Linked DNA regions of Homo sapiens: region 2 is linked to region 1. Evidence: read pairs that join two places in POLR2A ChIA-PET (ENCODE). Cell type or tissue: A673. All regions are shown on one strand. Each heading gives the region's core, and the rest is flanking DNA. Links, peaks and the distances in the headings are about the cores only.

Region 1 (16,802 bases), core at 7,316-9,815:
GATGAATTTTGAATATGCTCTAAACATGAATCTCAACCATCAAGCTTGAAAAATACTGTATGTTGAAGTTAAAATTTCTGGTCTAAAAATTATTAATGACATAATTACCAGTTTCTCCACAATTTCTTAAGTATAAAAGGCACTTATCAGCTGACTGCTATTTTGAATATATACAACTGAGACCTGATTTCTTCTTTTGACCATCTATTTCATCACTTTTAGCTCTGGTTAACTGATCTCAACTGATCTTTTTTCCCAAAGGCAGAGGCGAGGAAAGTATCAGGAGTCTGTGCCTCTGTGCAGTCATCTATTATCAGCTAAAGATTTGGCAGATAAGAAAAGGGAAATCAAGCTGCAGGGTCTTTATCTGACCTTCATCGTTTCTATCTATTTTAGGTTAGAAAAAGTTTTAGAAGTTAGGGCTATTTTATGCAGCATTTCATAAATTCTGGGAGGGTTATACAAAACCACAAAGGCAGATTTCTGAAACAACAGGGTTCATGTAGTATCCTGTGACCACTCTCTCCTCTTCCCTAATTATTCAAAGTGTTCACAGTGTTAAATCTGAATGTCAATAACCCATTAAAAATAACCTGTAGTTCTAATGATAGCATAAATTTTATAAAATCGTAAATCAGATTGGAGAGTTCTCACGGGTAACTTATCTGATATAAGTAACATTGGATAAGAAGACATACTATACAAAATAAACAAACGGAATAATCTTGTACATGTACTCTAGTGTAATCTCTGCTAATAAGAATAATTCATTAGAAGTTCTCATTTGACTAGAACATACCCACTTTTGATTATCTTTATGGTGTTTGCTATGGACTTAACTGTATCACCCCCAAATGTATATGTTAAAGCACTAAACTCCACTGTGATGAAGTGTTTGGTATGATGATCACAGTGTGATGATGTGTTTGGAGATGGGGCTTTAGTGAGTTAATTAGAGTTAGATGAAGACAAGTGAGTAGAGCCCTCATGACAGAATTAGTGGCTTTCTAAGAAGAGGAAGACAGAGAGATCTCTCTGCCATATGAGGACATAGGGAGAAGCAAGTTATCTGTAAGCCAAGAAAAGAGCCCTCAAGAAAGACCTAATCAGATGGCATCTTGATCTTGGACTTCCCAGGCTCCAAATCTGTCAGAAATAAATGTCCGTTGTTTAAGTCACCCAGTCTACAGTATTTAGATATAGCAGCCTGAGAAGACTAATACAGTGCCCAAGTATAAAAATAACTTACTTAACAAAACAGTAACCCAATTACCAAAGGTTATTAAAACTCTTCCCCAAAGTTACACTAATTGTACCTAGATGGAAACAATGTCATATGAAGTCACAATATATATTATCTCTTTTCTTCAATCCCATTTAATTCATAAACGTGCTCTCTTAGCTCTGCTATCATCAAATAATTGTATAACAAAGCCAACCACTTCTATTTCATCAAACCTACCAGCATCTTTCACCCAGATAGCACAGTAGTCTCCAAACACATCACCCAGCTTCCCCTCTGGGCCTCCCACAAGCTGCTTTCCCCATAGCAACCAGAGTGACCTCTGTAAAATACAGTATACTACTCTGCTTTTAAAATCCCCAATGGCTTTTCACTGCACTTAAAATAAAATCCAAACCTCTCACCCACTTTAGAAAGCCATGTGTAACTTGGCCCTTGCTTACCTCTCCAATCTGGTCTCATATCACTCTCCCCTTTGGCTTCCCTGTTGCTGCAACTTGCCCATCAAGTTCATACCTGCATTAATACTATGGTGCTAGTGCTCTTTTCTTGAGATTCTCTTGACTTTGATCTTCATCTGGCTGGCATCTGCTTGTCATTCAGATCTCAGTCTAAACATCAGCTTTCCAGAGAGGTTTTCCTGACCACACAGCCTACAATAAGCATTTCTATCATTCTCTATCACATCACTCTGCTTTAATTATCTGCCAAGTATTTATCACTGGCTGATACTATTTTTGTTCACCTGCTTCTTTGTTTATTGAATGTAAGCTCCATGAGAGCCAGAACTTGTTTGTCTTGTTTATAGCTACACCCCCGGCTCCTGGAAGAGAGTTTGGCACAAGTTACTGAAACACAGTTTTTAAATACATGAGTAAATAAATTATCCCATTTTAGAGTACTAAAGGTGTCTACCATAGAAAATCTATTCCATTGGACAGATCATCTAGACAGAAAATCAACAAAGAAACATTGAATTTCAACTACATACTAGACCAAATAGGCCAAATATTTACAGAACATTTTATCCAACAACTGCAGAATATACATTCTTCTCATCAGTACATGGAACATTTAGGACAGACCACATGTTAGGTCAGAAAACAAGTCTTAACTATTTTTTAAAAATCAAATTCATATCAAGTATCTTCTCAGATTACAGTGGAATAAAATTAGAAATCAATACCAAGAGAAACTTTGAAAACTATACAAATACATGAAAATCAAACAACATGTTCCTGCATGGCCATTGGGCTGATAAATTAATACGGAAATTTTAAAAAATGCATTACACATATGAATGTTATGAATGAATAAATTGCTGTTATGAATGTTTGCTGTTATGAATGTTATGAATCTTTTGTTGCAAGATATAGCAAAAGGAGTATTAAGAAGGACATTTATAGCAATAAATGACTATGTCAAAAAAAATCAGAAAATTTTAAATAAACAAACTAATGGTACAAATCAAGGAACTAGAAAAGCAAGAATAATCCATCACATGAACAGAGTCCATGACAAAAACCACATGATTATCACAATAGATGCAGAAAAGGCCTTTGACAAAATTCAACTAGGCTTTGATGGAACTAGTTATTGATAGAACATACCTCAAAATAATAAGAGCTATTTATGACAAACCCACAGCCAATATCATACTGAATGGGCAAAAGCTGGAAGCATTCACTTTGAAAACCAGCACAAGACAAGGATGCCCTCTCTCACCACTCCTATTCAACATAGTACTGGAAGTTCTAGCCAGGGCAATCAGGCAAGAGAAAGAAATAAAGGGTATTCAATTAGGAAGAGAGGAAGCCAAATTGTCTCTGTTTGCAGATGACATGATTGTATATTTAGAAAACCCCATCGTCTTAACCCAAAATCTCCTTAAGCTAATAAGCAACTTCAGCAAAGTCTCAGGATACAAAATCAATGTGCAAAAATCACACATTCCTATACACCAATAACAGACAAACAGAGAGCCAAATCATGAGTGAACTCCCATTCACAATTGCTACAAAGAGAGAGTTGAGAATAAAATACCTGGGAATACAAATTACAAGGGATGTGAAGAACCTCTTCAAGGAGAACTACAAACCACTGCTCATGGAATTAAGAGAGGACACAAACAAATGGAAAAACATCTCATGCTCATAGTTAGGAAGAGTCAATATTGTGAAAATGGCCATACTGCCCAAAGTAATTTATAGATTCAATGCTATCTCCATCAAGCTACCACTGACTTCCTTCACAGAATTAGAAAACACTACTTGAAACTTCATATGGATTCAAAAAAGAGCCCACATAGCCAAGACAATCCTAAGAAAAAAGAATGAAGCTAGAGGCATCAGGCTACCTGACTTCAAACTCTACTACAAGGCTACAGTAACCAAAACAGCATGGTACTGGTACCAAAACAGATATATAGACCAATGGAACAGAACAGAGACCTCAGAAATAATGCCATACATCTACAACCATCTGATCTTTGACAAACCTGACAAAAACAAGCAATGGGGAAAGGATTCCCTATTTAATAAATGGTGTTGGGAAAGCTGGCTAGCCATATGCAGAAAATTGAAACTGGACCCCTTCCTTACCCCTTCTACAAAAATTAACTCAAGATGGTTTCAAGACTTAAATGACAGGCCTAAAACTATAAAAGCTCTAGAGGAAAACATAGGCAATACCATTCAGGACATAGGCATAGGCAACGACTTTGTGACTAAAACACCAAAAGCAATGGCAACAAAAGCCAAAATTGACAAATGGGATCTGCACAGCAAAACAAACTATCATCAGAGTGAACAGGCAACCAACAGAATGGGAGAAAATTTTTGCAATCTATCTGACAAAGGGCTAATATCCAGAATCTACAAAGAACTTAAGAAAATTCACAAGAAAAAAATAAATAATCCCATCTAAAAGTGGCCATATGAACAGACACTTCTCAAAAGAAGACATTTGTGCAGCCAACAACCATATGAATAAAAGCTCATCATCACTGGTCATTAGAGAAATGCAAATCAAAACCACAATGAGATTCCATCTCACACCAGTTAGAATGTAAATCATTAAAAAGTTGGGAAACAACAGATGCTGGAGAGGATGTGAAGAAATAGGAACACTTTTACACTGTTGGTGAGAGTGCAAATTAGTTCAACTGTTGTAGAAGACAGTGTGATAACTCCTCAGGGATCTAGAACCAGAAATACCATTTGACCCAGCAATCTCATTACTGAGTATATACCCAAAGGAATATAAATTATTCTACTATAAAGACACATGAACATATATGTTTATTGAAGCACTGTTCACCATAGAAAAGACTTGTACCCAACCCAAATGCCCATCAATGATAGATTGGATAAAGAAAATGTGGCACATACACACCATGGAATACTATGCAGCCATAAAAAAGGATGAGTTCATGTCTTTGCAGGAACATGGATGAAACTAGAAACCACTATTCTCAGCAAACTAACACAGGAACAGAAAACCAAACACTGCATGTTCTCACTCATAAGTGGGAGTTGAACAATGAGAACACATGGACACAGGGAGAGAAACATCACACACTGGGGCCTGTTGGAGGGTGGGGGCCTAGGGGAGGATGAATTAGGAGAAATACGTAATGTAGATGATGGGTTGATGGGTTCAGCAAACCACCATGGCACGTGTATACCTATGCAACAAACCTGCGCATTCTGCACATGTATCCCAGAAGTTAGAGTATAATTTTTAAAAGAATAAAAAAAAAGAGAAAGAATAAAAGGCACCCAAATTGGAAATGAATAAGTCAAATTGTCCCTCTTTTCTGATAATATGATCTTATATCTAGAGAAAAACCTAAAGACTCCACCAAAATACTCCAAAATACTCCAAGATCCAATACATAAATTCAGTAAGTTGCAGGGTAAAAAATTAATAGAGTTTCTATGCACCAAAAATGAGCTAGCTGAAAAAGAAATTAAGAAGGCAATCCCATTTACAATAGCTACCAAAAAATAAAATACCTAAAAATAAATTTAACTAAAGAGGTAAAAGATATCCACAAGGAGAACTACAAAATACTGATGAAAGAAATTGTAGCTGTTACAAACATAAAGACATCCACACTCATGGATCAGAAGGGTTATTAACAATTAAAATGACCCTACTACCCAGACCAATCTACAGATTTAATGCGAAACTTATCAAAATACCAATGTCATTTTTCACAGAATTAGAAAAAAAATCCTAAAATTTGTATGGAACCAAAAAACAGCCAGAACAGCCAGAGCAATCCTGATCAATAAGAGGAAAACTGAAGTTATCACACTATCTGACTTCAAAATATATCACAAAGCTCTAGTAACCAAAACAACTTGGTATTGGTATAAAAATTGACACATGGACCAGTGAAACAGAATAGAGAGTCCGAAATTAGTCCATGTATTTACAACCAACTGGTTTTTGACAACAGTGCCGAGAATATATATTCAGGAAAGGACACCCTCTTCAATAAATGGTGCTAGAAAAAATTGGATATCTGTATGCAAAAGAAGGAAACTGGACCCCTATCTCTCACCATCTACAAAAATCAACTCAAGATGGATTAAAGACTTAAACATAATACACAGAACTATAAAACTAGTAGAAAAAAAACATAGAGGAAATACTTCAAGACCTCAGTCTAGGCAAAGATTTTGTGGCTAAGACCTCAAAAGTACAGATAACTATTTTTATAAATAGACAAATGGGACTATATTAAACTAAAAAGCTTCTATACCACAAAAAATTGTTCATCAACAGAATAAAGAGACAACCTGTTGAATGGGAGAAAATATTTGCAAACTATTCACCTAATAAGGGACTAATATCCAAAATATAGAAGGAACTCAACTCAACAAAAAACAAATAATCCCATTTAAAAGTGGACTAAAGACATAAATAGGCATTTCCCATAAGAAGACAAATGGCCAACAGATATGTGGAAAAAATGCTCAGCATCACAGATCATCAGAGAAATGCAAATCAAAATCACAATGAAATATCATCTTACTCTAGTTAGACTAGCTATTAATAAAAAGACAAAAAATAATTGATACTGGCAAGAATGCAGAGAAAGGGGAACTCTTAGATGCTATTGGTGAACATGTAAATTGGTACAACCACTATGGACAACAGTAGGGAGATTCCTCAAAAAATTAAAAATGTAACTACCATACAATCTAACAATCCCACTATTCACTACTTATCCAAAGGAAAAGAAATCTGTACATCAAAGTGATACTTGCACCCATGTGTTTATCGCAGCGCTATTCACAATAGCGAAGACATGGAAACAACCTAAGTGCCCATTGATGGACAAATGAACAAAGTAAATATGGTATATATACACAATGGAATAGTATTTGGCAATAAATAAGAATGAAATCTTGTCATTTGCAGCAACATGAATGGAACTGGAGGTCATTATGTTAAGTGAAATGAGCCAGGTACAGAAAGACAGATGCCACATGTTTTCACTCATATGTGGGAACTTTAAAAACTAATTTCATCGTCGGGCACGATGGCTCATGCCTGTAATCCCAGCACTTTGGGAGGCTGAGATGGGCAGATCACGAGGTCAGGAGATCGAGACCATCCTGGCTAACACGGTGAAACCCCGTTTCTACTAAAAATACAAAAAAAAAATTAGCCGGACGCAGTGGTGGGCGCCTGTAGTCCCAGCTACTCTGGAGGCTGAGGCAGGAGAATGGCGTGAACCCGGGAGGCAGAGCTTGCAGTGAGCCGAGATTGCGCCACTGCACTCCAGCCTGGGCGACAGAGCGAGACTCCGTCTCAAAAAAAAAAAATACAAAAAATTAACCAGGTGTGGTGGCGGGCGCCTGTAGTCCCAGCTACTCGGGAGGGTGAGGCAGGAGAATGGTGTGAACCCAGGAGGTGGAGCTTGCAGTGAGCCGAGATGGCGCCACTGCTCACCAGCCTGGGCGATAAAGCAAGACTCTGTCTCAAAAAAAAAAAAAAAAAAAAAAACAACTAATTTCAAATGACAGATACCAGTATTCTGGAAGAGTGTCTGGGGTGAAAGAATAAAGAGAGGTTGGTTATGGATACAAACATACATTTAGATAGAACAAATAAGCCCCAATATTCCATAGCAGAGTAGGGTGACTATAGTTAGCAACAATGTATTGTATATTTCCCAGTAGCTAGAAGAGAGGACTTGAAATGTTACCAACACATGGAAATGATAAATGCTCATGGTGATGGACACCCCAAACACCCTGACCTGATAATTACACACTCTATGACATAACATAACAAACACTCCCATGTACCCCCATAATATGTAAAATACTTTGCATCAATAAGAAAATTTAAAAAAACATTTAAGTACTCCTTTATTCTACCATAGTACCAGACATTTCTATTAGAATCATTTACTGAATAGAAGAAACTTATGAAAACCTATTAAAATGTAAACATTTTACATTCCCTAAATATCTACTAATATAATTACTCACTAAAACTTTAATATACTTAGTTCATTAGTCCTAGATAAAAGGTTGCTTCAGGCTGGGCGTGGTGGCTCACACCTGTAATTCCAGCACTTTGAGAGGCCGAGTTGGGTGGATCATTTGAGGTCAGGAGTTCGAGACCAGCCTGGCCAACATGAAACCCCATCTCTACTAAAAACACACACACAAAAATTAGCTGGGCAGTAACGGCACACGCCTGGAATTCCAGCTACTCAGGAGCCTGAGGCAGGAGAATTGCTTGAACCCAGGAGGCGGAGGTTGCCGTGAGCCAAGATCACGTCACTGCATTCCAGTCTGGGTGGCAGAGTGAGACCCTGTCTCAAAAAAGATTGTTTCAGCAGAATGAGATGCAGAAGGACGAAAAAGATTTGAAATTTGGTAGTTACCCTCCAGAAAGAGAAAGCAGCATAATGGGATAGGCCTGAGTAGCTGGAGTGCACCGTGTAAGGAGATGAGTAGATAAGCTCCCCTGAGCAACAATTTTGTATAGGGTCAGCTCTAAGGAAAGGATAGTATTTGGTATGAAGGTAATCCAGGAACTCATAATTTTTAATTGCCTCTTTCCTCTTGTGTGAAAGCACTCCCCTAGTTAACTTCTCAGTAATCATCTACCATCTCCTTGAATTAGTCAGGTTGAATTGTCTCTTCTAGTCCAACAAAAGGAAGATATTAGGATGCTTTGCCACACAACTAGTCACTGAGATTAACCCACAGCTCTTCTAACTGCCAATCCATTCTTCCTCAAAGCCCATATTGGACCATTAGATCAGAAAATTCTCACTAAAATTCTATGAGCTGGTAAGATTACCATAGTCCATGAGTAATGTGAGAGGCACAAAGGGAGGGTATTTAGAGGAGAGCAAATTCTAGGAATGAAACTACTTTAGAAATATTAATAACCCCCACAACTATCCTCCTTCCCTTATCCATCCACCTCCAGACCATTGCTTACATATTTACATCATTTAATTTTACTTTGCTTGGCAATTCATTCATTAAGCATTCAGTGAATATTTACAGAGCATATGTGAAATGACAAGCATTGATCTAAGTGCCTGGGACATTGTAGAGAATAAAATAAAATCCTTTTATTTCTTTTACCTTATTATACAGACATTGAAAGGTTTGAAAAATCCCTTATGGCAAAATACATTTTTTAAGTTCATATCTATAGCCCTTCTCCTTGGACATCTCCTCCCCCCCCTCCATTGCTGAATGCATATTTGTTGAAGTTAATGGAATTGAATGGAATAGGATGGACTGGAATGGAACGTGAGATGTGTCCTGACTCCACATCCTGCACCCACGTTATGTTTGCTTAATGCTGCTTGGGACATAAAGAGGATCCTGGAAGAATGGCAAATGTAACAAATAGCTGAAAACTTAAGTCAGTATTTCTCAAAGTATGGTTTTTGGATCACAATAATCAGGATTATCTAGAGGATTTGTTAAAATTTGAAAACCCTAACCCAGATCTACTAAGTCAAAATCTCCTGGGGAAGTCTGCTAGCATCAGGACATTCCTAGCACACTCACATTTGAAACCACTGCTTAAAGCCTCCAATTAGAACCAGAGACAATCGAACAATGTACTCCATGTGTTCTGAGAGTGTTAAATCCAATTACATTTAAAAATGACTTATTATTGTATCACTTCAGTTGACTCAAGTTCAATTTTTAGTACTTGATAGACAAATGGTAAAAATAATAAGTAAATACATAATGCAGCCACTTTAGATAAGGCCCTGAGGTTCAAATCAACATCTGAACATTATCAAGCATCTGATTGAGCTATTCACTTTTATGGAACTTCTGCAAACAGAAGACAGCACTTCTCTAAAACTTTCTAGTGATGACTGACTGTGGTTCTTTCATTTTACCTAGACAGATAACTAACTAATAATGCAGTTTTTTGTTCTAAATATCCCTTGACAATTATTCCAATTTTCTGTTTGCCTTTAACATTGAAGATTTGGATGCCGAGTACCAAGTACGTATATTGTATCCTTTTTAATAATATAATTCCAATTACTACAAATGTAATTGTGAAGTCAGAGCTATATAGTATTTTGATAGCAGCACTTGTTTTTCTAACTGAAGGTAACTTGAATTATCTGGTGATTCTACATCAGTTTTCTTGCACTGATTTTTTTTAGTGTAATGCACCACTCTTTCAAACTATTTGCAATCTCATTAAGGCATTTATCTAATGAAATACTTTAAATTACTTCCCCAGATAATGTCAGATCATAATGACATCAAAATGGTGCTATCATGTAGTCCCACTGGATTTTTTATTGAAATCTTTCCATTGAATATATTGAAAAATAAAAGGAAAGACTGCTTCTAAGGATTGAAATATAATTCTCTTGAGAATCTATTAAGAACAAGTTCTTCCTGTTCCTTTAATATTCTTAAAAGGTTTTGTGTTGTGTTAGTGTTTATTATAGTTGTTTATATAAGGCTGGGTATTTCCAAACTCTCCAAATTTATTTCTCCCTACTCTGAGGAAGAAACCACCACTCATAGGCACTGAAAATACTTCTTTGGGCATACAAATACTAGTTTTTTGTTTTTACTATGAGTAACATAGGTTCAAATTAACCAATATTCTTTCACAGATTATCTGCTTTATATGCCATTTTATTTTTATCACTTCTTTTAATGCCAATGGTATATAAGCCTTTCCTCACTCCAAAATAAAATCATTTACACTTAATTTATTGATTCTAATGTAACTTGGTAAGGAGAGGTCAAGATTTATACCAATCTGAAGGATGGATTTTTTTAACTCTAAAGTTCACAGGGGTTGGGGCTAATTCTAAAGTAATATCATCAGCCAGAGTTTTAGGAAGAAATAGTGATATTGATTTTGTAACTTCTATACCCACAGTTCATATCCAGCTCCTCTTCAGGCCCAGAATCTTACTCCATGACTGACTCTCCACCTTCTTCCCAAAGAGGGTTCCTGCTTAAGCCAATAACTTCTAGGACACATACTGGAAAACAGCAAAAGGAAGGATAAAATGGCTACAAGAGAAATCTAAAGCAGGCCAAGGAGTGGTAAAAGAATTAAACCTTACTAGGATTTAACCAGTTTGACCAGGAGAAGATGGAAAGGAAGTAGTCCCTCTCTCCTGCTCCCACACAGATGGACATGTATCAATAGGGTACTGATGTAAGATGTGTGATGAGACTCTAAAACTAGAAGAGCTGGTAGTAGTACATGCATCCCATACATTTTGGGTCAGGTGAGTTGAGTGGGTGCTTTTGGGGTATTTGGGTTGGAGGGATGGGGAGACTTGGCAGATTTAGCAAATAAAAATAGAGAATTCCCAGCTAAATTTGAATTTCAGATTTGAAAAATGAAAGGGTGTTTTATACGTATGTCTCATGCAAGATTTCAGACACACTCATACTAAAATTGTCTTCATTGTTCATGCAAAGTTCAAATTTCAGCAGGCATCCTGTATTATATCTATAGCGAGAGTCTCCTGCAGGCTTGGGATATCTTAAGCTTCACAATGGCCTCCAGGAGGGCAAACAAGAGAATGAAGGCTTTGAGAACCTTGGAATTATAGAAGGAACAGAGAAAGGCCAAAAAAAGATAGAGGAGTTGATGGCTCTAGGCCCAAAAGAAAATACAAGAAAATACCCTCTAAGAAGTATAGCCCATCTCATCAAAATAGGAAGGAGATTAAACTCGTCATCTATTCACTCAGCAAGTAGATCAATTTGGTTTGGGAGAAAATTATTGACCCAGAGGAGTTGAAATACTTTTTAGAAATTGAGAGTATAATCTTGATCTGCTCACTGCAGAGGGCAGCGTTGCCCCAAGATTTGCAATTTCTCTGATACCATCAATATGAAACAGACTTTATAATAATAAAACCATTATAAGGAAAAAATGTAAGTTTCATTGCTTCTCTGAAGCATGCCAGACATGCTAGCTGAATAGTCAGGTAAGATATCTCATGAACAAGTTTCATGTAAGATTTCTCTCTTAAATAGCTTTTCTTTTCTTGTTCTTTCTCTCAGATTCCAGGAGAAATCTGCTGCATAGAAATGTATTATTTTACCTTTCTTTAAATCCTAAATGTTTATTTGACGTTATGGTATCCATGTGCTAACAGTTTGAATTTAATTTAAATTATCTTCCATCTATAAAATCAAGCTTTTTTGTTTAATGATTTGGCCTCAGGTAGTTTGAGTTACATTATCCCAAGATTCAAAATTTAAATGTCCGTGTGGTTAGGCACATGACATTATGACATTCGGATCTTGTTTGTAATTTCCTTTGCATAGACATACCTCATTTTGGTCTCCTTTTCATGATCTAAATCGAATTTCCTTAAGTAGCTATTATCCAAAGTCAGACTATGAACTACCAAGTCTAGGCTACATTCTGTTTCCAGGAGTGTTGCAGACCATTCTTAAAAGTAAGTCATCCCTCAAATCAATAAAAGTTTTTACATGGCTCTTTGCAGTGATTTAGACTATTCTTCTGTTGTTAAACATCCCATTGTAATACACAGATGGTTACAATAGAGCATGTTAACCACTATGATGAGGGAGTTCAGAGTGTGCAGGGAGCACATAGCTATATCCCAAATACAAAGTGGAAGCTGCACAAGACCTTCCAGAGAAGATGACCTGCAGTTTGAGGCTCATATAGAAGTTGCCACAGGAATAAAGGAGTGATGGACTATCCAAGAAGATGTATTCTTTTGTTCCTTAAAAAAACTACTGGATATGCTGTTTGAACAGCTTAAGAGAGTTTCAGGGATAATTCTTGGTGTGCCAGATATTTGCCCTACGTGATAATTTAGTAATCTAATTCCCACACTAAATTCAATTCTAATATATATTGAAACATATATTAAGTGTCTAAAGACATTTAAATTCAAAACTAGGGTGTTAAGACTTTAGCAGTATCTTTTCTAAGTTCACTTCAAACCATCATGTTAGTTTTAAAAATCATAGATTCATGGAAATGCAGTTTCAGAAGGGAAATAAAAGATCATCTAATCCAATTCCCTTATTTTATATACGTAATTCTAATAAATCCAGAGTCCCAAGTAAATCAGTCTTAGAACAGTGGCTTATTTTAAAAGCTCAGTTAACAATCAAAAGTGAATTTTTAAAATTCCACTTTTACATATATTTCTCATAAACCATTGTAACTTGGTCACTGAATAAGCTGGACTTATTCAAGGACAAAAGAAACTATATTCTTCTTGCTTCTCCCCATTAAACTGGCTTCATGGACTCATTCTTTCTCCCTTCTGTATAGAATCCCAGGCAAGTCCCATGGCTTTTCTAGACACTCTTACATATTAAATAAAAAGAAACTTTCTTCTGGCATTTGTTTAAAATGAGGCCCAGCATAAAAGTCAAATAAGTCTATCCAGGCCAGTGTAAAAAATCAAGACTCAATTTAGAACTTCTCTCCTCCATCAAATCACCTCTGTCCCAAGTTTGGAAGCCTGAAAGGAAGAGAAAGGAAGCCAGGTGGGAGGGCGGCCCTGCTTCCTCTCCTATATGCGCTCTTTCCAGGGTCAGAGAATGGAAAGAAAGAGGTAACGGGACTGAAGATGTCCCAGATTACTGCCCTATCAGATTCTGGGATTGGTGCCCTGTGAATGTGGCTTCCAAAGCTAATCCTTTTTTCTCGTGCAGGAAAAATGGCACATGTGGTGCTATCCATTCGCTTCCCAGTAGCCCCTAGGTTTCAAGTGACTACCATCTCTGGTCACATTGTACAGTGGTCTTCTTGGACAGGATAACTTTCAAGTAGTCTCTGACTATCATCAATCCAGGGGCTCCACATTTGTCCCCAAGAAACCTTGCGTATGTCACACCATACACACACAAGCCAGCAAGTGCAGCTTGCTTCCGTTGCAGTTCTCATTCCTGTGTGGATCAGAAGGGGACAGGGCCAGCTTCAGCTTCTGGCCCAGAGCTCCTTCAGGCATGATGAGTCAAATACCAGCCTTGGAGACCCTCACATCTAAAGGACACAGATAAACTTTGCACCTGGTTTAAAGTGAAAGGAAAATGTCCTCCTACACATTACATCCGTTGGGGGTGTGATTGACAAAGAAGAATAATTCAACATACTGATAACTTTCTCCAATAAATCCTTTCTCAGCCTCGCCAGCTTCACCCTTATATGGATGTGATCTAGGTAATAAATTTTTTTAGAAAATCCATTTTGGACACCCCCTTTGCAAGTGCCACCTAGGATGCCAAGCACCTCACTTTAGAATGTAAGAGTCTGAAACAGTATTCTCAGCCTTTGACCTCTCCCGAAACTCCAAGGCAAGAAGACATGGCATTAACATTTTGCTCTAACTTGAACATATGGCCCCAGCCTCATTTATGGAAGTACTTGCTTTTCTGTCTCCTTCCTGACCCCCACAGCTACCCCAGTACCTATCACCTTTCCTCCAAAATATCCCTGATATAATTTTTTTTTTTTTTTTTTTTTTTTTTTTTTTGAGACAGAGTCTCGCTCTGTTGCCCAAGCTGGAGTGCAGTGGCAGGATCTCGGCTCACTGCATGCTCCGCCTTCTGGGTTCAGGCCATTCTCCTGCCTCAGCCTCCTGAGTAGCTGGGACTACAGGCACCCACCACCACGCCCGGCTAATTTTTTGTATTTTTTAGTAGAGACAGGGTTTCACTATGTTAGCCAGGATGGTGTCGATCTCGTGACCTCGTGATCTGCCCGCCTCAGCCTCCCAAAGTGCTGGGATTGCAGGCATGAGCCACTGCACCTGGCCGATATAATTTTTTACCCACCAGAGGGAGACCTGACTTTCCTTTCTCTTCCTTCACTTTGCCTTGAGCCTTTTTCCAAATGGAAAAACAAAACACACACACATACACACACACACAAGCCTTTTGTGAAGGAGTAGTAGAACAACAGCCTGAGGGAATCTATGAACTGTCCCAAGTTAATGAATTATCCCTTCACACATATGAGAAATTATATCTAAAGAAGTAAAATGATTTGTTCATGGTCACATAACTAATTAGAAGCAGAGGTGCATCAATGTCACTTTCCTGGGACCAAGAACTCTTCTAACCAATACAATAAATTCTATTATACCTTGTCAAGGATTTAGCAGACAATTCAAATAATTCAAGAAGTTTTAAGCATATTAATCTATTGCTGTTTGGAAGCCATATTTTAAAATGGCAGCTCTCTGGTTCCTTGAATGAGTAAGATATTTATAGTGAGTTATACTATCAATTCTGATGAGACAAAGTCCCAGCCTCCCAATGATCCAGGTTGCTTGGACATGTCAATTATCTTTGTGGAAAGGTAGCAAAAAGAATGAGAAGCATCATTTTCTGATTAGGATAAATCTTTTGAAGACTTTAAATCCGTGTATCTTTTGCTGGAAGCCTATCCACCACTGTAACTGAATCCCCTAGTCAGAGGAAGAGAATTTCTATAAAGTTTATTTCCTTTCTGGATTAAAAAAAAAAAATTACTGCCTACTAAGTGTCTAGCCCTGTGTTAGCCAGGGTGGGAGATATAAAGCTGAATAAAAAATATATTCTGCCTCCTGAAAACTGACATTTTTATTTAAAAATCAATATATTACAAGCGTAAACGTAAAAGATAAAATGACATGGGTTCAGAAGAGGGTTCTCAATAAATATTTTTTGAATGAGTGAATGACCACTCTCTAGAGGAGGTGGTATTTGAAATGACATTTGAAAATGTGTAGAATGTGAACATGCAGCAACTAAAAAAGGACCTTAAATCAGAGGGACTAGCATAAGTACAGATAGATGGGAAAGCTCAGGGAATAAGAATTATAGCTACAATTTGTGCCTGGCACTTCATTTAGCACTTTACGAATATCATCTAATTCCACCCTTACAGTAATGATGCTATTATCCTGATTTTACAGATGATGATAATAAGAGCTAACATTTATTCAATGACTGTTGTTTGCCAGACATTGTTCTTAAAACTTGTATATGTATATAGTCGCATTTAATCTTAAACCTATGATCTGAATAATATGATTGTCTCCATTTTACAGTAAAGAAAATAAGAATCATAGAGATAAAATATCTTGCCCAAGGTCACAAAGAAAGTAATGATAAAGTCTAGTTTCTACATCAGTCAGTTCACTTCTAGAACCTTTGCCCTAAATTTCTGTTATATCCCTCTACTAAATAACAAGTTCAATTTTGCCTGAATAAAGGGTACAGAAACAAAATAGTTGAAAATAAAGTAGGAAAAATAAAAGGGCAGTCGAATCCCAGACTAACATGTTTCATTTGGTCCACATCTGCTTTAAATATCAGAAAATTTTACATTAAACATTTGGATTTTAGTTTTTTCTTGAAAATTTATCAGCACTCATAAGGCCATTATACACCGCAATGCTTAGCTAGAGCTAAGCAGAGCCTGCCTGCCTTAGACAGCTTGTCACAGTCTGTATATTCTTTGTATTCTTTATCCCTTTTATTGTTTTTGATTTTTTGTAATTATGAACTATTACAAACATACAAAGAAGGTACATAAAATAACAAAATACACGCAATCAATCACCCAATTTAACATGTTTTGCCATATCTGCTTCATGTCAGTTATTTCTTCTTAAAGAAATGAAATGTATGGAATTTTTTAGTAGTGCTAGTGAAAATAACTGCTAGAAGTACTTTGGAAATCAATTTGGCCACACCTAATGTGATGGTTAATACTGAGTGTCAACTTGATTAGATTGAAGAATACAAAGTATTCATCCTAGGTGCGTCTGTGCGGGTGTTGCCAAAAGAGATTAACATTTGAGTCAGTGGGCTGGGGAAGGCAGATCCACCCTTAATCTGGTGGGCGTAATGTAGTCAGCTACCAGCACATATAAAGCAGGCCGAAAAACATGAAAAGGCGAGCTGGCCTAACCTCGAGCCTACATCTTTCTCCCGTGCTGGATGCTTCTTGCCATGGAACATCGGACTCCAAGTTCTTCAGTTTTGGGACTCTGACTGGCTCTCCTTGCTCCTCAGCT
Region 2 (14,492 bases), core at 7,659-10,158, 280 kb after region 1:
CATCATAAATACACTAACAAGTCTAGAGCAGTCTCTGTTTTATAGTCTGAATTAATGTTGAAACTAAACATCTCATTGAAAAAAGAGCAATTAACCAAATAATTGTAGGAAATAATGAAATATTGTTAGAAGGGAAATTTCATAATTGTTTTTTAGAGATTCATTATAAAAATAATAAAGATTGGGTAATGGATCCACACTTTCAAATTTCTGCTTCTGCAGAACTATGGATCAAAACAAAACTCACTTTTCTTTTTGCTTCTTCAATAAATTCAAAACATTCTGGAAAATAAGACAGGATGTTGGTTTCAGGCAGATCCAATATAGAAATGCTCTTATATGTAAAGTCACTGAGGAAAGCATTTTCAACTCCATATGCAACATTAAGAATATGAGTCACCTTAAAGAGAAAGAAAAAAGATGATTGTTTTAAATCCCATGAATTAGGTTACCTAAAAAGAGACTGGGGTGTTGATATCTATAACAAGAAAGGTAAAAAATTTAAATGCGACTCACTTGAATGATAATACTGCTTCAATCCCACACCAGAAGTGCTCCTTCTACTATATGTTTTCTCTCTCTCTCTCTCTCTTTTAACTTATTATTATCATCATGCAGAGACAGGGTCTCTTTCTGTCACCCAGGCTGGAGTGCAATGATGCAATCATAGGCCACTGCAATCTTGAACTCCTAGGCTCAGGTGATCCTCCTGCCTCAGCCTCCCAAGTAGCTGGGACTACAGGCGTGTACCACCACACCCAGCTAATTTTTTTTTTTTTTTTTTTTTTCAGAGAAGAGGGGGGCGGGTCTCACTTTTTTTGCCCAGGCTGGTCTCGAACTCCTGGCCTCAAGTGATGCTCCCACTTCCGCCTCCCACAGTGCTGGCATTACAGGTATAAGCCACCACACCTGGCCTATATATTTTCATAGCCCTGGACTTGCCCTATTATAGCTCATGCCATTTAGAGATTGTTTTTCTCTTTCACTGCACTAGAAACTCCATGAGGGTAGGGACCATGTTTAACTTAGTGTTATAAGCGAATGAGCAGTGAGTTTAGCAGAAAATGCTTAAAATCTTTGTTGAATTAATCTGTGAATATCCATATAAAAACTTAAATAGGAGAAGTGTATCAGTGGTATACAACTTCCCTTTCAAGAATTATTTCCCTATTTTCCTTCATATTCTTTACTTTATAAAATGGTTCTCCAGGATGACTGCACATTAGAGTCACCTGATGAACTCTTAAAAACTATCAATAACACAGGGTCTCATACCCAGAGATTCTGATGAACCAATCTGGCTGAAAAGTAAGGGGAGGTGTGGTTGTAAAATATTTTCTTTCAGATGGTACACTTGAGCAACCTCCTCCTCTTGCATCTATGTATTTGAGCCCCTTTTCCTAGAGTCCACCAACCATGTGGAAGAAAGCCAGGCAGACAGTCCATTAAGATAATCCAAAGGCTGAGAATCACTTGAACCCAGGAGGTAAAGGTTGCAGTGAGCCACGATCATGCCACTGCACTCCAGCCTGAGCAAATGAGCGAGACTCTGCCTCAAAAAAAAAAAAAAAAAAAAAAAAAAAAAAAAAAAACCTAACAACCTTGTCCACATCTGTACTTCCCCTCTGCCTTCTGATTACAATGAAGGATGTGCTCGTGCATCTTCGATAAGGCTCATTCCAGAACCTGTGCTTGGAGTCACAGTGCTTCCTACTTTCTTGGCATCTCCCTATAGTCATAATTCTTGCTTTTCTGTATCTTCAATTCCTTCTTCTACCATCAGCCTTAAAACATGCTCAAAGCTCTCCCCTCCCCCTCCTCACCTATGGCTCCTCTCTCTCTTTTTTTTTTTCCCTTTGCCATCACTTCCTCACTTCTCAATCTTTTGCAATATGGCTTTGGCCTCCAATTCAAATGAAACTGTTTCCACCAAACGCACTAACAACCTCTCTGTCACCAAGTCCCATGGATATAATTTAGTCCTAATCGTACTTAAACTTTTACAGCATCTGACATTGCTGACTCTCTCCTCCTTAAAACACTATTCTCTTTAGTTTCCATGACACCATCTTTTTGTTTTACCTTCTTTGGGCCTCTTTTAGATCCTCCTTTCCCACTGCGGACTCTTCTTTGTTTGATCATTCCATATAGGGTGATATTCCTCAATTTATCAGTTCTGTGATAAGATTCTGTCATAGGCCCTCTTCTCTCTTACTTTACACTTTTCCCCAGGCAGCTTCATCTATTCTAATGGTTTCAGTAACTACTTAAAAGCTGAAGATTCCTAAATCTATATATTCACCTCTATTCTGAACTTCAGACCCTACATATCCACCCACCTAGATGATCCACATCACCCAAAACCTAACATGTTCAGAACTGAGCACACTGTTTCTCCTTCAAAGCCTGTTCCTTCTACGTTGCTTTCAATCTCATGGAACGATAACTTTACTTAGTTACCAAAGAAAGCTAGACATCAGCCTTGACTCCTCCTTCTCCCTTAGCCCCACTCCCTATCCTGCCTCATAAGTAATCAAATTTTAAGAATTCTACCCTCTAAAAAACCCCTCACATCTATCTAATTCTATCTCCACTAAATCTTAATCTCAGCCATTATCATCTTTTCCTTAGATTACTGCAATAGCTTTATAACCAGTTTCCCCCATCTCTAACTTGAGCAACCCTCCAATCGATTTTCCACACTGCTTCTAATGAGAAATCTTTCTGAACTGCAAATTTGACCTTGTTACATCTCTGGGTAACTTCTCAGTGGCTTTCCATAGTCTTTTGGATCAAGTCCACACAACTAACTTTGGCTTACATGGCCTTTTGTGATCTGGCTCATGCTTACCTCTCTCTCTGGCCTTGTCTCTTGGTGCCCTTCTTTCTCACACTCTCTATTCCAGGGTCACTGAACTTTTCTGTCCCTGAAAGCATCCACCTTTCTCTTGCTTCTGGGCCTTCACACATATCATTTATTCTGTATGAACACTTTACTTTCTTTTTTTTTTTTGAGATAGAGTCTTGCTTTGTCGCCCAGTCTGGAGTACAGTAGCAAAATCATAGCACACTGTAACCTCGAACTCCTGGGGTCAACCAATCCTCCTGCCTTGGCCTCCCAAAGCCTTGGGATTACAGGCTGTCTACTCCTTTCCTAGCCTCTTCAGAGAAATACTTCAATATCACTTCCTCCAGGAAGTCTCCCCTGACTCACTTATCCCCCCAAAAACAAACCAAACCAAACATGGGTTAAGAGCATCATCTCCTATGCACTTCTACAGCACCCTGCACTTCCCCATCAAAGCACACAAACGCTGTTCGGTAGCTGCTTGTCTCTCTTCTCTGTCTGCCCCTTAGGTCATACGCTTCAAGTGAACAAGAATCTCTTGCACTCCTTCACCTACAGCAATTCCATGACCTGAAACAGTACTCAAAAAAATGGTAGAGGGCTAAAAATCCTTTTGAGTAAATATGTAATAAATCACATCAGTTGTATGGAGTAGAGTGGCTGGAAATGGCATTACAGAAGACGTGGTATGTGAGTTGGGACTTAAGGTATGGACAGGTCTTGGACAAGCAGAGATGAGGGAAAGTCTATCCCACACAGAGGAACTACATAAACACAGGCAAGAAAGACATGCCTCCAAGGTCAGGTTCATGAGGGTACATGAAGGAGATCAAGAAGAATGTAAAACTGGAAAGACAGATTACAGATCCACATATTTGAATTATGTGCCAATTATTTTTCAACTCTATTGAAATGATAGCCAAAATGTTACCAAATAAACTCCATAATATACCAAAGATGGACCAATACAGTTTTTCCTAAATAAAACAATTAAAATATTCTGTGTATATGGTGCCAGACTTAAAGCATTTTTTTACCTTATTCTTTTTCAGTGTATCCAAATCATGAGCAGCATCTTGTGACCCTAGAAGAAATAAATGATACCACCTTGAACACAAATATAATCATCTTGAACTTTTATATAAATTTCTACAGCAATTCTGTTATTAAAAAAAAAAGACCAACAACTTGGAAGGACCTTAGTCCAACTTTCTGAAGGGCAATTTGATAACAGTCATCCTACATAAACTCCTGGACTCTGAAATCCTACTTCTAAAAATTTGTCCTAAAAGTTATAGATGTTGCAAAGATTAGCTGTAAGGATGTTCACCATAGTATTGTTTGTAATATAAACAAAACAAAAACAAAAGAACACTAAAAGCCCAATAATAGCTGTTGCATTAAATAAAAAATGGTATAATTGTGTAGTGAAATACATACAGCCATTACCACCATTAGAAATAAGAAATGTAAGCCTGAACAACATTGTGAGACCCTGTCTATAGAAAAAAAATTTTTTTTAATTAGCCAGGCATGGTAGTGCATGCTTGTATTCCCAGGTATTCAGAAGGCTAAGGCAGGAGGATCCCTTGAACCTAGGAATTCGGGGTTACAGTAAGCTATGGTTATGCCACTGCACTCCAGCCTCGGTGACACAGCCAGAAGAAAGAAAACAAAAGAAAAGAAAAGATAAGAAAAGAAAAGACAAGACAAGACAAGAGAAGAGAGAGGGAGGGAGGGAGGGAGGGAGGGAGGAAGGAAGGAACGAACGAACGAACGAACAAAAGGGAAGGGAAAGAGAGGGAGAGAGAGAGAAAGAGAGAAAGAAGAAATGTGGTAAAATATGTATAGCATGGAAACATGTTCTTGGCCAGGAGTGGTGGCTCCTGTCTGTAATCCCAGCACTTTGGGAGGCTGAGGTGGGTGGATCACTTGAGGTCAGGAGTTTGAGACAAGCCTGGCCAACATGGCACAACCCCATCTCTACTAAAAATACAAAAATTAGCTGGGCATGGTGGTGCATGCCTGTAATCCCAGCTACTCAGGAGGCTGAGGCACGAGACTTGCTTAAACCTGGGAGGCAGAGGTTGCAGTGAGCCAAGATCGTGCCACTGCACTCCAGCCTAGGTGACAGAGTGAGACTCCGTCTCAAAAAAAAAAAAAAAAAAAAAAGAAAAATGTTCTCAATGTATCTGGTTATAAAAGCAGGTTACAAAATACCATCATCCATTTTTATAACAACAAAAAATATGTATATGCTTAAAAAATGGAAAGGAGGTATACATAGAACAAAATGTTAACAATGGGGTTGCAGGTGATTTTTTTTTCTTCTTTATGCTCATTCTGACTTTTTACAATAAACATCTCTTTATTTTGTAACTTAAAAAAGGATATTACAAAAACCACACACCCACAAGATGACTTTGTGCCAGCTGGTTTGGGAACACCCAGTAGCTTAGAGCAAATGCTGTTGGTCTGCAGGATCCCACCCACACTCCATGTATCACTAGGGCTGTGCCCTTCTACAATCTCTTTCTGTCACAGCCGGCTTCCCAGATCTCCCACACTTGGAAACTGGCTCTAGTTAATAAGCAAGTTCATATGGAGAATAACTAGTCAAAATAAAGTGAGTTTCACAGTTTAAAGATTTCAAGTATTTTACTTTCCTGAATTAGGTTCTATTTCATAAACTTTTTTTTTTTTTAAGTTACCCATCTGGGAATTCAGCCAACTTTTATTATGTGATTTTAGGTGGCTGAAAGGCCAGCAAGTATGCTGTTTGGCCAATATCCTCTTGATAATACCAAGCTTACAGGTTCGCTACTGAGCTCACATTCAGCTTTATTATACTTAAAAGTTAGCCTATCAAAATATTAACATTTGTTAAAGCTGAATGGTATATACATAATTGTCTATTAGTTTCTGTAATTTTCTATAAATTTGAAATACTTCATAATTTTTTTTAAAATTCTGTTTTCTAATGTAGAAAGCCCTAACCAACTCCAGAGGAAAAAATAGGTTCAAATAATTGAAATTTGGTGGTTTAGTCAGGCGTGGTGGCTCATGCCTGTAATCCCAGAAATTTGGGAGGCCAAGGCGGGCAGACTGCTCAAGCCCAGGAGTTCAAGACCAGCTTGGGCAACATGGTAAAACCGCATCTCTACAAAAAGTACAAAAAAATTAGCCAGGCATGGTGGTGTGCACCTGTATTCCCAGCTATTCAGAGGCTGAGGTGGGACGATCGCTGGAGCCTGGAAGGCAGAGGTTGCAGTGAGCCAAGATCGTGCCACTGCACTCCACCCTGGATTTATTTTGAGACCCTATCTCAAAATAAATAAATAAATAATAAATAATTATCTGTCTATATATAATGTTCAAAGCCTAGGACAAAAATGCTGTCTAAAATCTTTTCTCCATTTTTAAATGGTTCGAGGGCCTATGTAATATTTTTTAAATGCAGTCACTTTTTAGAGTTTACGAACTAAAAAAGATTACATTTTTACAACTCTTCATTTTCTTTATTCATCACCCAAACCAAAAGTTGTTTGGCATGCGATGCTGGGAGGAAGCTGTGTCGCTTTGAGGAGGTGAAAGAAGCTCTTAGAACCAACCTGCAAACAACCCCAGTCTCCCAGACGTAAACTAAGTCTGGTCAGAAACAACTCTTTCAACATTCATGTAGAAGAACTGCGGGTGGAACCACCCATGGATCCTTTAGGAATGAGGCACTTGTAATTAGGCAGAAAAAGGTGAGCTTTCAGAAGGGAGGAGGTTGCTCCTGATGAAAGTATCCCATTCCAGAGAAGACCTTATTAGGGCTAGTTTCAGAAGTTCCTCCCAGGACTCTCCCACTATCCTGGGGAGGTTTCCAACCCCAATCTCAGAACACTACCTTGATCAGTTCACTTTGGGTAAGTCCACAAATAATAGTAATAAGCAAAGTTCATGAAGACCCTAAATTGGTGAATGATATATGAAAATTCTACCATAATTATTCCAAGCCATGATTACTACAGTGGAAGCCAAAATAACTGAAAAATGTGCCAGGACGTATTTTCTTTCCTAGATATGGTGAGCAGGGCCTAGGTGAACTTTTCAGATTACCTAAATAACTCACTTTTTCACTGTAAATGTGACAAGAATATGGTACAGTTTTTCACGGGACTGTAGAAACTAGTTAGAGACATTTATTTGGTGAATTTAAAGACAGCCTATGTAACAATTCATATAATATTTAATAACTTATATGTACACTGCAATTGATTTGCATCAAAAACCTTTTACAACAACCTCAGGAGGATCCTATGACATAAGCAGATACTGTTACTTCATCTTTACAAATGGCTTTTTGGAGGACCAGAAAGGATAAATGGCTTGCACCAGCTAATCTAGTAAATTAGAGGCGGAGCAGGATTGAAAACTTGGTCTATGTGAGGCAGCCTAGTATAACAATGGACAGCAGGAGTCCATCAGACTTGGGCTTGATGCATACGTCTGTTATTTACCAGGTGTGTTACCTTGTGTAAATTACTTCACCAATTTTAAATCCTGGTTTCTATTTGTAAAACAAAGCTGATAATCCCTACTTCACAGGATTCCTCAAAGGAGTAAGACACTAGGTGAACAGCACCTGGGCTATTTCTCAGTCTTCTCTCTATTCAAGAATGCCTTAGCTGCATAGTGATAAGTCATTTAGTCTTTCCAAGTCTTAATTTCTCTATTCATAAATAGAAATAATTCAGACGTACTTGAAAACATTCTTGACTATTTTTTTAAGAACACCATACCATATTCTTGCCAAATTAACAAGTTTGCACTTTTATAACCTTGCTTCATTTGCTATTTGTGAACTATGCTTGTATAGGGGCTCAGTATTTCCATAATACGAAATAAATCATAAGATCTTAAGATCTCCTTCTCTTAAACACTCCAAAAACAGACACCATGAACAGACGTGGCCACAGGAGGCATGTATTCCGCACGGTCTGTAAGAGCTGCGCAGGCCAGCAAGCACAGGACTATTTCGAGTATTAACTTTTCTATAACTTTAACCATTGTCACTTGTAGTTCTGCCTGATACAAACATTCTTTTTTCATTCCTTTTTTTTCAAGCTGTATTTTTTATAAGCCAAGAAAACACAACATCAATGTGTTATTCTCCAGAGAAGTTAGAGAAACGGGAAGAAAGCTTTTCTAAAATTCAAATATGCAGTGCCAAGTGCTACGAGAATAGCATCTATGCTTCTTATGGGTACACTGTGAGGCAGAAACGGCTCTAGCTGGCTAATGGAAGTTCCATATCCAAAAAAGGAAACAGTTCAGCTTTTCGGCAGGATAGCTGATAATACAGACTATTACGCATAAAGGGGGAAAATGAGAACGTAATCTGGCTAAAAGGACTCAATGATCTAGTGGCAAGTCGATATACTCACCTAGGAGCAACCATGGCTTAATAACGCCAACTTGCAGGTCCGAGCTAAGGTCCTGCACATAACCACAACCACCCCCACTGCTCGGCTCTACTTCTTCCACAACATGAATTCTGGCATCTTTCCATGTTTCTATAATTTTCTTTCCAGTTAGCGTTGTCACCCTGGTGCATTGCTTCCTGAGATTATTCCGGGAGAATGCTTTAATTTCCTGGTTAAGGGAGTACATTACATGAGCAGTGGCTGGGAACAAATACAAACAAATCCAGCAGGCATAGAAAACGGCTGAACTGCTAGTCCCTTATTGCCCAGGTAACAAAGCCAGCCTCAGAGGTGCTCGCCCATCCAGGTAACCGCAGCAGCCACAGACCAAGAGACTGAGTCGTCCAGCTCCGTTTATCCCAGCGATGCAATGTAAGGCGAAATTTGATTGGTCATTGAGACACAAGTGCCGATTGGATGCTGTTTCTTCTTCCTGTCAGCCAGAAACCTGCATTTTCCCGAAAGGCTCGAGGGATCCACTGGGGAAGATTTCTTATTGTTGCTGTTTAAATTTAGCTTTCTAATACACGCAGAATGGTAAAATATAAGACTTCGTTGGAGAGAGGAATGATATGTCCTGGTTCTTTAAAGGCAGTGATTTTCTGATATATTCTGTTAGTGTCACTTACGGCAGTGACCATGGACGATCCGGGCTGACCTGTGTATCGCTCCCGCTTGAAAGAGACCGGCGGAGTCACCTTGCAAATCACCCTATGTCCCAAAGCCTTTCCTGCCTGTCTGCTTTTAGGCTAGTCCAGGAGGGCTAGAGCAGACGTTAAAAGTTATTTCTCGCTTCCTGTATCCTTCACACCTTCTGCTTTTGCTGTTAATGCAAGAGGAACGTTTACTAGATAAAGTTGTTGTGCGTATTTGTGAGGCAACAATTTAAATAAACTGGGAAAAAAGATATATTTTTTAAAATTTATGCTCATATATGTAGATTGACAAGAGCTTAAAATTTATTTATTTTCTGACTTTCAGCCTACATTTTCATTTCATACAGTAAATATACATCCTAAATAAGAATTGCAGCAAGTCCATCCATACGAAGAATTAAGAAAATCAATTGTGTAAGCATCCAAATTTGTAAAACAGATAAATAAATTATAGAACGATGATTCTGATTACCAAAAAAAAGTTTTGCAAAAGAAATCACAAGATTCCTTTAAAGAGAAATTTTTCAAACCCCTATTAAAGTAAATGTAATTTTAAATGAATTTCAACACAATGTATAAACACATATATAAAATGAAGAAGTTGCACTTATGAAAACTTTTCTTCCAATACCACATATTAAAATTTGTGTTGTTGTTGAAACTTTCTGACATAAAAAAATTCAACTGTTATGGATTGACTATTTCTGTCCCTTCAAAATGCATATGTTAAAGCTTTAAACCTCAAGGTGATGGTATTTAAATGGGACTTTTGGGATGTAATTTAGGATTAGACTAAGACCCTAGGGTAGGGTCCTCATGATGGGTTTAGTGGCTTCAGGAGAACTGAAAGAAATCTGCCTGCTCCCCTATATGGACCAAGGAAAGACAGTATGAGGACATAAGGAGAAGCTGGCTGTCTGCAAGCCAGGAAGAGAGCTTTCAGCAGGAACTGAATAGGCCAGCACCTTGATCTTGGACTTCTCAGCCTCCAGAACTGTAAGAAAATATATTTCGGTTGTTTAAGCAACAAAGTTTATGGCATTTTGTTAGAGCAGCCTGAGCAAACTGAGATATAAACCAAACTTCTCCCTCTTGAAAAAGGAATAGGCCCAGTACAGTGGCGCATGCCTGTAATTCCAGCACTTTGGGAGGCCAAAATGGGTGGATTGCTTGAGCCCAGGAGTTCGAGACCAGCCTGGGCAACATGATGAAACCCCAACTCCACTAAAAAATACAAAAAATTAGCCAGGTTTGGTGGCACGTGCCTGTAGTCTCAGCTACCTGGGAGGCTGAGGTGGGAGGATCACCTGAGCTAAGGAGGTTGAGGCTGCAGTGAGCCATGATCATGCCACTGTACTCCAGCCTGGGCAACAGAGTAAGACCTTGTCTCAAAAAAAAAAAAAAAAAAAAAAAAGAAAAGAAAAGAAAAAGAAAGAGAGAGAAAAATATATATATATATAAGCTCAGGCTATCTACAGGATGTCCTAAAATGAAAAACTGAAGAGATTATTTGCATCATTTAAACAACAATCACAGGCTCATCAAAAAACAACTCTAACCATAAATCAATCCATATATTTATCATAATAATGATCAAAAAAATAAGTACTATTAAGCATTCACTGCATGCTAGGCACTGCGCTTATAAACAATTTTAGATTCTTAGTATTATCCCTTAGCTGCTTAACAATGCTTTACACACATTATCATATTTGACCTCACCCCTATTTGTGATTAGAATCACAAATAAAACCTATGTTTGTTTCAGTCCAGTGCCTTATCTTTTATTTACTGTAGAATACGGCCCTGCTTCCAAAATAATTACAGTTAACGAATATTTACTGAGCATCAGCTATGTGCCTGGCACTGTTATAGTCATTGGAAATACAGCAGTGAATAAAAACAAAGTCCCTTCTTTCATGGATCTTATATCCAAGTGGAGAGAGCAAGAAACAAATATACATATAACCATGTTCGGTCATAATTTAAATGCTAAAAAAAGAAAAATCAAGCAAAATAAGGGAACAGAGTGAGAGGGCAGCGTGTTATTTGTTTTAGGGTGGTAAGAGAAAGCACTTCTGATACAGTGAAAATTGAACAGAGACTTGAATAAAGTGCAGAAGCCAGCCCTGTAGATATATGGGGGAATAGCTTAATAGCCAAGTGTCTAAATCTTCTGACAGATTTGGACTGTCTATGCCAAGTGCTGAAACAGGAGTGCACTAGTAGGAGATGGAGAGGTTCAAGAAACACCTGGGTAGCTAACTTGGCTTTAAGGGAGTGAATTAGGGGAAAGAGTTGGAGGAGATGTGGACAGAGAGAAATGATAATAACTTTGGCTTGTATTCTGAGTGATAGGAAGCCACAGGAGGGAACTAGGGAAAGGAGTCATATGATGGATCCTGTGTTGTGCTACCCAGATCCTTCTTCAATGAATACCTATTGTCTCCACTACCGGGTGTACTATTGGCTGACTGGTAACAATCCCTTCAGGGACTGCTGCAGCTGCAGAGGGCTGCTTTGCCGAGGTTGTGTCCCTTATGGAATAGACCACATCCATGGCTGATTGATGAGGGAGCATAAAGATCTGTATGTTAGCCCAATTTGAAACAACTCTGAGGAATCATTCTAGCTCTAAAAAGCTAACACGTGGTTGGCTAAGCCTGTCATTGGATCTGTATAACCACTTGACTTCTCTATCTGCCCAATTCTGCTTTCTTCTTCCCTTCCACAAGTGTTGATCCCAAGGGCACTCTTCGAAAAGTCTTGCATGCTAAACTCCACCTCAGTCAGCTTCCAGGAAACTTAATCTATGACAAGTGACATGACATTGCTTATGCCATAGAAGGGTCTTCCTGGCTGCTACAAGGAAAGGGAGCAGGATGGAAGCTCCCTTTCCTGCTTGTTGTTAGGAGACTACTACAGAGGTCCAGATGGAAGATGACAGTTGCTTGCGCTAGAACGGCAGCAGAGGGAAGGTAAAAAGTAGTTAGATTCTAGGGATACGTGAGAATCATGCCAAGAGAATCTGTTAGTAGATTGATGTGGGGTGATTCAGATAATTCCAAAGTTCTTAGCCTAAGCAACTGAAGAATAGATTTGCCAGTTACCAAGAAACAGGTGATGTGAATATGAGAAGAAGTTTGTGACTTGTTAAGTTTAATACTCCTATTAGTCAGCCAAATGGAGATGTCAATTAGTCAGCCAAATGGAGATATCAAGTGGGCAGCTATACATATGAATCTGGACTTCATAAGAGAGGTATCTGCTGGAAATGCAACTTCTGGAATAATCAGCTTAAAGATGCTATATAAAGCCATGGAGCTGAATGAGATGGCCTGGTAGTGAGGGTTGATAGAGAAGCCCCATGTATACCAAAGTGACTAAGAAGGAGAGGTCAGGGAGTTGAACGAAAATGAATGAGAGAGAGAGTTCTGAGAGTACAAGTAAAGAAAATGTATTAAAGTACACAATGTGATCAGCTGTGTCATATGCTGTTGATAGTGTTGAGTAAGATAAAGACTGTGCACTATAATGGATTTAAAGACTCCTTCAACAAGAACAGATCTATGTCCCAGGAATATACAAACAGTATCTGATTCAATCCACATGATAACCTAATAAAATAGGCATCCATTCTCTTTTTATAAAGAAGGACATTTAACTTGGAACCTAAGGACATAGCCTTTGGTCACACAGTCCAGATCTGTTAGGTAACAGATCTGAGTAACAAGGTTGAACACAGTTCTATCTTACTCATGAGCCCATATTCTTTACACTACATCATTCTGTAGAGGATGGGTAGAGTTGTTGGTTATACATTGATAGCTGCAGTCCCTGCTGGTAATACTAGAATATTAATGTCTGCAGTAACATTGATTGCTAATATCCTGACACCTAGATGCTATCCAACTCATATCAACATTTTGCAGAAGAACCAAGGTGCAGAAAAGTAAACTGATTTGCCCAAGTTCATATCCCTTGTAATCCCAGGTCCCTTGACTCAATATACAATGCTCGTTCCACTGCAATGTACGGCTTTCCAAAAAGTCCCTTAAGGGCAAAAATCCTTTACACAAAGCTAGCTTAGAGTGCTGGCAGGAGAGAAATGAGAGGCAAAATGTTATTAGACCCAGGCCAGAGGGAGAAGACAGCATTCCACCCCTGGGGAAGGCATTTCCCAGGCTGAGACATGAATGGTAATAGATTGTCCTGCAAGAAAGGGCACATCCTTACAAGGGCTTGGGGACTTGGATCTGAGGAAAAGGGGAAAGTGTGAAGTGAATACACCCTAGAATATGTTCCTGTGTTCTCCATATAATTCTTCTCTCCTAACAGATTTAGAGTGTCTATGTGAAGTGCTATGCTAGGCATTTTCTGAGCATTACCTCTAATCCTCATAAAAATCTCACTTTTAGATAAAGTGGCTAAATCGAAATGAAGTAGTAAGCAGTGGATCTTTTGTATTTAGTCTCAGGTCTGTTGAATTCTTTAATTTTTTAAGATTTTTTTGAGACTGAGTCTTGCTCTGTCGCCCAGGCTGTAGTGCAGTGGCTTGATCTCAGCTCACTGCAACTTCCACCTCCTGACTTCAAGCTATTCTCCTGCCTCAGCTTCCTGAGTAGGTGGAATTACAGGCAAGCGACACCATGCCTGGCTAATTTTTGTATTTTTTTTTTTTTTTTTTTAGTAGAGATGGGGTTTCTCCATGTTGGCCAGGCTGGTCTCGAACTCCTGACCTCAGGTGATTCGCCCGCCTTGGCCTCCCAAAGTGCTGTGATTACAGGCGTGAGACACCGTGCCCAGCCACTGGTCTGTTGAATTCTAAGATCCACTTTTATCCCACTACATTACATGCTCTGACATGTTACATAATAAAATCTGCCATGGGAATATGTAATCCTCATTAATTAAGATGTGACTTATATGGGTAAAAATCATTCATAAATAATCAAAGATCCTCCTCTTTGCATTACAATTTCTAGCCTGAGTTAATAATCTCAATTCTGCACTTCACTAAGAACATGCAGACACAGCCTGAAATGAATATAGAGAAAAACAAAATTCGGCCAAGCACAGTGGCTCACACCTGTAATCCCAGCACTTTGGGAGGCCGAGGTGGGCAGATCACTTGAGCTCAGGAGTTGGAGACCAGCCTGGGCAACATGGTGAAACCCAGTCTCCGCAAAAAAATACAAAAGAAGTAGTTGGGCATGGTGGCACGCACCTGTAGTACTAGCAATTTAGGGGGCTATGGTAGGAGGATTGCTGGAGCCCAGGAAGTCAAGGCTGCAGTGAGCCAAAATCGTACCACTGTTCTACAGCCTGGGTGACAAAGAGAGAGACCTTGTCTCAAAACAAAACAGAACAACCCATGAAATTCCTTTCATGATTATGGCAACTGCTTCCTGTGTGATCCTTTAGAAGACTTTTTAAAAATTTCAATTAAAACAAGTTTGAATGTAAATTTTCTTCATGAATACAATTCCTCATTTATAAATTTGTTACTGGAGTATT

What was found. ChIA-PET counts read pairs that join two places held together with the same protein. Peaks named below come from ENCODE experiments on the same cell type or tissue, not always from the same donor. Only the 100,000 strongest peaks of a DNase experiment are listed, where the experiment ranks them.
Region 2: POLR2A ChIA-PET joins it to region 1 with 5 read pairs; 2 of 35 experiments call an interaction of 5 or more read pairs at or near these places.

Annotation. Positions count from the first base shown.
Region 1 is chr2:183,354,865-183,371,666 of GRCh38, reverse strand. No RefSeq gene overlaps it. Among named protein-coding and RNA genes, the nearest start is that of NUP35, 240 kb to the right of the region's middle. In A673, for the core only: no CTCF peak of the experiment used is centred there; no DNase peak of the experiment used is centred there.
Region 2 is chr2:183,072,948-183,087,439 of GRCh38, reverse strand. It overlaps DUSP19 (dual specificity phosphatase 19), which reads right to left and starts at 8,693. Exons shown (of 4, transcript NM_080876.4): 1 at 8,281-8,693; 2 at 3,886-3,932; 3 at 248-400. The coding sequence starts at 8,506. In A673, for the core only: no CTCF peak of the experiment used is centred there; DNase peaks (open chromatin) are centred at 8,419 and 8,709; H3K4me3 peaks cover 1,800 bases; H3K27ac peaks cover 1,278 bases.